Regions from separate parts of the Homo sapiens genome. Here region 1 is linked to region 2. The links are chromatin contacts, found by Hi-C or POLR2A ChIA-PET in ENCODE. All regions are on one chromosome and are shown on one strand. The core of a region is the stretch at or near the end of the contact, and the rest is flanking DNA. Distances in the headings are between cores, read along the strand shown. Region 1 holds the start of VSTM2B (V-set and transmembrane domain containing 2B). Region 2 has its middle 19 kb from the start of POP4.

What was found. Hi-C counts contacts between places; a loop is a spot of excess contacts on that map. ChIA-PET counts read pairs that join two places held with the same protein, here RNA polymerase II (POLR2A). Pooled maps may share reads with other maps.
Region 1: a loop to region 2 is called in a map of naive thymus-derived CD4-positive, alpha-beta T cell, with 4 times the contacts of the local background. The contact joins the promoter of VSTM2B here to the enhancer-like site in region 2. A Hi-C loop is called at or near these places in 1 of 168 maps with a recorded cell type or tissue (naive thymus-derived CD4-positive, alpha-beta T cell), 4 of 37 single-sample maps with no recorded cell type and 12 of 50 pooled maps. POLR2A ChIA-PET finds 5 or more read pairs at or near these places in 3 of 52 experiments (H1, K562 and activated CD4-positive, alpha-beta T cell).

Annotation. Positions count from the first base shown.
Region 1 is chr19:29,524,629-29,527,328 of GRCh38, forward strand. VSTM2B (V-set and transmembrane domain containing 2B) reads left to right here and starts at 1,366. Exons shown (of 5, transcript NM_001146339.2): 1 at 1,366-2,037; 2 at 2,583-2,700. The coding sequence starts at 1,956. VSTM2B-DT (VSTM2B divergent transcript) reads right to left here and starts at 1,122. Exons shown (of 10, transcript NR_040029.2): 1 at 796-1,122. The region is part of intron 1 of LOC124904683 (a long non-coding RNA gene); the gene reads right to left.
Region 2 is chr19:29,586,426-29,589,125 of GRCh38, forward strand. No RefSeq gene overlaps it. Among named protein-coding and RNA genes, the nearest start is that of POP4, 19 kb to the right of the region's middle. Within about 2 kb of position 1,291, at least 2 of the 41 ENCODE cell types and tissues checked have a DNase peak (open chromatin) inside an H3K27ac peak, as active enhancers do.

The DNA.
Region 1 (2,700 bases), core at 116-2,615, 62 kb before region 2:
GATAGATGAGCCACAGTGAGCCAGGGGGTGGGAGTGACTCCTGGGCCATAGACGAGGAAACTGAAAGGCAGGCACTGGAGGCAAGAAGGGCTGGCCCCGGGCACCCGCTGGCGAGGACAGCCTTGGAGAGGGCCTGCAGCTCCTCCCCTCTGAGCTGTGCTGCGCTGGCCGCCTGGACCAGGGTGGCTGCTGGAGAGTGTTTTCCCTCTGGGTTTCCTTCTCCTTGGCTCCCAGGGAATCCTCTGGCGGTGCCTCCGGGAGGCTGGTAGCCGGGGAAGCAGGCACGTGAATCCACCGGGCTGCCCCACCCCAACCTGAGGTCAGAGCTGAGGCGTAGGGGCCGGGGTAGGGGCAGAGGTGCCGAAACGCACTAGCTGGGGACTCCCGGGGGAAGGAGATAGGAGAGACCCAAGGCGAGCCTTAGGACTCGCCCCTATGACTATGACTACGCGCTGCGTCCGAACCACATGTCCACCCCGCATTTGCCTTCGGGGACCAGACCGCGCTCCCTCAGATGGCTGGGGAGGGAGCAGACTCCGGGTGAAGGCTGGGGGAGGTACCGGGATGCCGAGTACGCCAGAGCAGGCGGGGGATGGGTTCCGGCTTCCTGCCGCCTCGGCATCTCGCTTTGCACCGGGCAAAGAAGGGGCCACGACCGGCGAAGAGCGCGTGGAGACACAGGGACCCGCGATCCAGGGGCAGGAACCCCGCCCCCTCCCGGAAACCTCCCGGGCCCTGAGTCGTGCCCGGCGCTCCCCACCCCACCCCACCCCCGCCGCCCCTGCCGTCACTCACGGCCGCTGCGGGCTGGCTAGCGTGTGCGCTCTCCGCGCCGCAGGCACCTGCTCGCTGGGCGCTGTGCGCTCACTTCTCCCTCGCGCACTGCAGACTCCCGGCGCTGCCGCCGCCACCCAGCGTAGTCTCCGGCTGGGCACAGCGTTCCGCCCTTCTCGCGGCCCCGGGCGCCCACCCATCCGTCATGGCCCAGGCCTGGGCCAAACAGCGGGGCAGCTGGTTGCCCAAACTGGGGTAAGGAGTTGAGGGCTGGGAGCTGCAGAGAGGACCGAGGGACACACGGGGAGCAGGGATGAGCGGCCGTCTCGAGCCGTGCAGACTGGGAAGAAGCCAGGGAGAGTTTGGGTGGGAGGACTCCCAACCCAAGCGGGTGCGGGGCGGGGCTGTACTCCAACCAGAAAGACGGTGGTCCCTCCGAGCGACCCCCGAGGAGAGAGGGGGAGCGCTCTGGGGCGGGGGCGGGGCGGGCTGTGGCAGGAGAGGGGAGGGCGGGGGCGATGCAGCGGTGGAGGCGGCTTGGCGCCCAGCCACTGACCGCCCCCTCCCTTCCCCTCCCCTCCCCCTCTCCCCGCCTCTCTCCGGCTCCGGGTCCGCCACGCCGGACCCGCTCTCCCCGCGCTGCGCTGGGTCGGACGCCAGGTCTGCGCGCCGCGGCTGAGCGCCCACTCGCCCTGCGGAAAGAGCCGCGGAGGAACCGGCGGGGGCGGCTGCGGGAGCCGAAGGAGGTGGCAATCGGGAGCAGAACCAGAAGGAGACAGGGAGGCAGAAGCTCGCGGCTCCGTGGCACGCACTCCCTCGGCCAGGGATGGGTCCCGGCGCGGCCCAGCCCCTGCCCGGCCCGCCGGGCAGAGACTGAACCGCGGATCCCCACCGTCCTGTGGACGACCGGACAGAGAGAGGCACTGACCGATCGCCAGCAGCCTCCCGGTGGGACCGCGTCTCCTGCACACCCCGCGCAGCGCCCCCCGCCGGAGCCGCACCGGGCAAGCCGGCGAGGGAGCGGGGCTGATTGGCGGCCGCCGGCGGCCAGGGGAGGGGGCGCCGCGCGGGGCCATGGCAGGCTCGGAGGCGTCCTAGCCCGAGCCGGAGCCGATCCGAGCCCACGCGGCCGCCGCCTCTCCGCTCCCGGGCCCCCGCCGCCACCGCGCCCCCCGCGGGAGATGGAACAGCGGAACCGGCTCGGTGCCCTCGGATACCTGCCGCCTCTGCTGCTGCATGCCCTGCTGCTCTTCGTGGCCGACGGTGAGCGCGGGAACTTTGCTGCCGCTGTGGACTCGGGGGGGTCTTTGCTGGGGCCGCCACCGAGAAGAAGAAGAAAGAGAACGAACCGGGAAGCTTCGCGGTCTCCAGCAATCCCGCTGTGCAGCCTGGGCCCGGAGGGGTAGGGAGAGGCGAGCGGCGAAGGGTCGCCGCAGCAGCAGCGCCGCGCCCGAGTCGTTCCCAGTCCCGCCGGGGCCCCGGCTGCGGAAAGGATGCCTGCGGGGAGCGGGAGTAGGCGCGCCCCAGCCAGGCTCTGGCGGTGCGGCCAGGGGCGGGGGAGAAGCACGAGTCGCCCCTGCCGCCCCGCCCCATCCGGAGGGAAGCAGTAGGCAGCCGATGGCCGGTCCCTGCCTCGGCCCTGCAGCCGCTTCCCCGAACTTTGCTAGCCCCTCCGGCCGTGCGCCAGGGAGCAGCTGCGGGGTGGGGGGCACAAGGCCAGCCAGCCAGAGACCGACTGCCTCGCTTTAGGTTGCCCCAGGCCCCCGACCTACAGCTGGTCACGCCTCTCTCTCTCTCCCCACCCCCAGCTGCATTCACAGAAGTCCCCAAAGATGTGACAGTACGGGAGGGAGACGACATCGAAATGCCCTGCGCGTTCCGGGCCAGCGGAGCCACCTCGTATTCGCTGGAGATTCAGTGGTGGTA
Region 2 (2,700 bases), core at 41-2,540:
TTTCACTGGCCTCAAGCAGCTTCCTCATATGCAGGCATTGATGGGTACTCAGCAGAAGACCTGAGTGGGACCAGCAGATCTCTGAGCACTCTCCACACCACACTGTCTCTGCAACTCAAAGAAACCACTAGACTCTGTCTGGACACCCAGGCACACCCCCATCCCTGTCCTGGAATCTCGCTCCAGACAGTGAGCTCAGGCAATCCAGGCCTCATCCCATTTGTTTCCTTTCTCTCATGAGTCACTGCCTTATGCTGCCTTTTGATCAATGTCTAAAAAGAGTTGTTTCAAATATTGTATCTGCTTTTTTAGTTGTTTATGATGGGCAGGTAAATCCAATGCCTGTTACCTTATCACAGCCAGAAGCAGAAGGCTACTCTGGACATTTTGAATTTGAGGTTCCTGCAGAATACCAAACTGCAGATATCTAGCAAACTGTTGTAAGTAATGAGAGAGGTTGCGACCAGAGATAAATTTTGGAAGCAAATGCATAAAGCTGTTAGCTAAAACACAGCTGGAGGGAGCTTCTAGTAGAGGAATGATGGCATCTTAAAGACAAAATCCACTGGAGCAGGGTAGACACAAAGGAGAACATGATGTGGGAAAGCAGAAGAAAGTGAGAAATACATGAGAACTCACTGAAGAAGGAGGTCGTGGAAACCAGGGCTTGGAGAGTTTCAAGAAGCTGAAAGTATCCACAGTGCCTAATGCCCCAGAGACTATGGGCATGATGTTGGGAAGGCAGGCTCCAGGCACGATGCCATCATGCTGTGAGTGCACCTGTACTGTTGCTTCGTGTGTGCTGGCCCCACTGGTTTTGCTAATGTGACAAACTGGTCCCCTCTGCCAGAGAAGATTGAGGTGGGGTGAGTGAATGAGATGGGAAGAATGGCACAGACCATACTTTCACAAAGCTTGGTTGAGAAGGGAGGGAGAGTAGTAGCTAGTAGTAGTACCAGAAGACCAGGGCAGGCAGTGGCAAAATTTCTTAGTTTCAAAGTCTTAAGCCTGTGAACAGTCTAAGGAAGAAAAGGGAATCGTCAGATAGAGCCTGGGACAGGGAAGGAAGAGAGTTGATGGGGCAAGATACCATGAGATGGGAAGGGGAAAGAGTTTTGCCCTGGGCGGGAGAAAAGAAAATGAGTGCCAAAGTAGAAAAGGTTTCAGATGAGATAACAAGTCTGTGATCCAACCACCACTCTCCCTATTTACCAAGAGAGTTTGACAACACACAGGCAGGTCACATGCTAGCCTGAAGGCAGCCTAGCCACAGCCTCAGATTGGTTCCCACTAGCTCAAGCCTGCAATGCTGAGAACTGTTTTCATAGCTGGTGGCAGGAAGTCCCATAAATGCACTGAGGTCACAGGCATCTGTGCACAGTGCTCAAGACCACAGTTTAGGGCTGCCTTGAGTCACCCAAGTGTTGTGACTCATACAAGACACTAAAGAAATCCATCTTCCATAGCATCTGTACCTGAAGCATTAGGTTCCACATAGCAGAGGGGGAAACATCTCGTTTCTTTTTCTTTTCTTTTTTTAACTTTTATTTTAGATTCAGGGCGTACACGTGCAGGTTTGGTACATGGGTATATTTTATGATGCTGAGGTTTAGGATGTGATTGATTCCATCACCCAGGTAATGAGCATAATACTCAATAGGTGGTTTTTCAGCCCTTGCCCCCCTCCTTCCCTGCTGTAGGAGTCCCCAGTGTCTATGTTTGCCATCGTTATGTCCATGAGTCCCCAGTATTTAGCTCCCACTCATCAGTGAAAACTTGCAGTATTTTGTTTCCTGTTTCTGAGAAAATTCACTTAGGATAATGGCCTCCAGCTGCATCCAGCTGGAGAGGACCTAATTTTGTTCTTTTTCATGGCTGCATAGTATTCCATGGTGTATATGTATCATATTTTTCTTTATCCAGTACACTGTTGGTGGGCACCTGGGTTGATTCCATGTCTTTGCTATTGTGAATAGTGCTGCAGTGAACATACGAGTGTATGTGTCTTTTTGGTAGAATGATTTATATTCCTTTGGGTAGACACCCAGTAATGGAATTGCTGGGTTGAATGGTAGTTCTGTTTTAAGTTCTTTGAGAAATCTCCAAACTGCTTTCCACAGTGCCTGAACTAATTTACATTCCCACCAACAGTGTACAAGCAATCAGTTTTCTCTACAGCATCATCAACATCTGCTATTTTTTGACTTTTTAGTAGTGGCCATTCTGACTGGTGTGAAATGGTATCTCATTGTGAGAACCACATGATTTCTACAAAGTATATCTACTAGATCTCTCACGGTTGACAGAACTTGGCAATCTGAACTGCTTTAAGCCAAAGGGGGATTTATAGGGCTGGATGCAGCTGCAGCTGTATCTAGAACTCAGAAATTCCAAGTCCTGGCCTCTCCCTCCATCTCTCAGGTCTGCCTGATGCACAGGTGGCTACATATAGTGGCACGTCCCCCAGCTTTACAACAGTTTCAGAGTTGGCTAGGCATGGTGGCTCACATCTGTAATCCCAGCACTTTGGGAGGCTGAGGTGGAAGGATTGCTTGAGGCCAGGAGTTCAAGACCAGTCTGGACAACATAGCAAGTCCCCATCTCTACTAAAAATAAAGAGGTTAGCCAGGTGTCGTGGTGCCCACCTGTGATCCTAGCTACTTGAGAGTCTGAGGTGGGAGGATCACTTTAGCCCGGGAG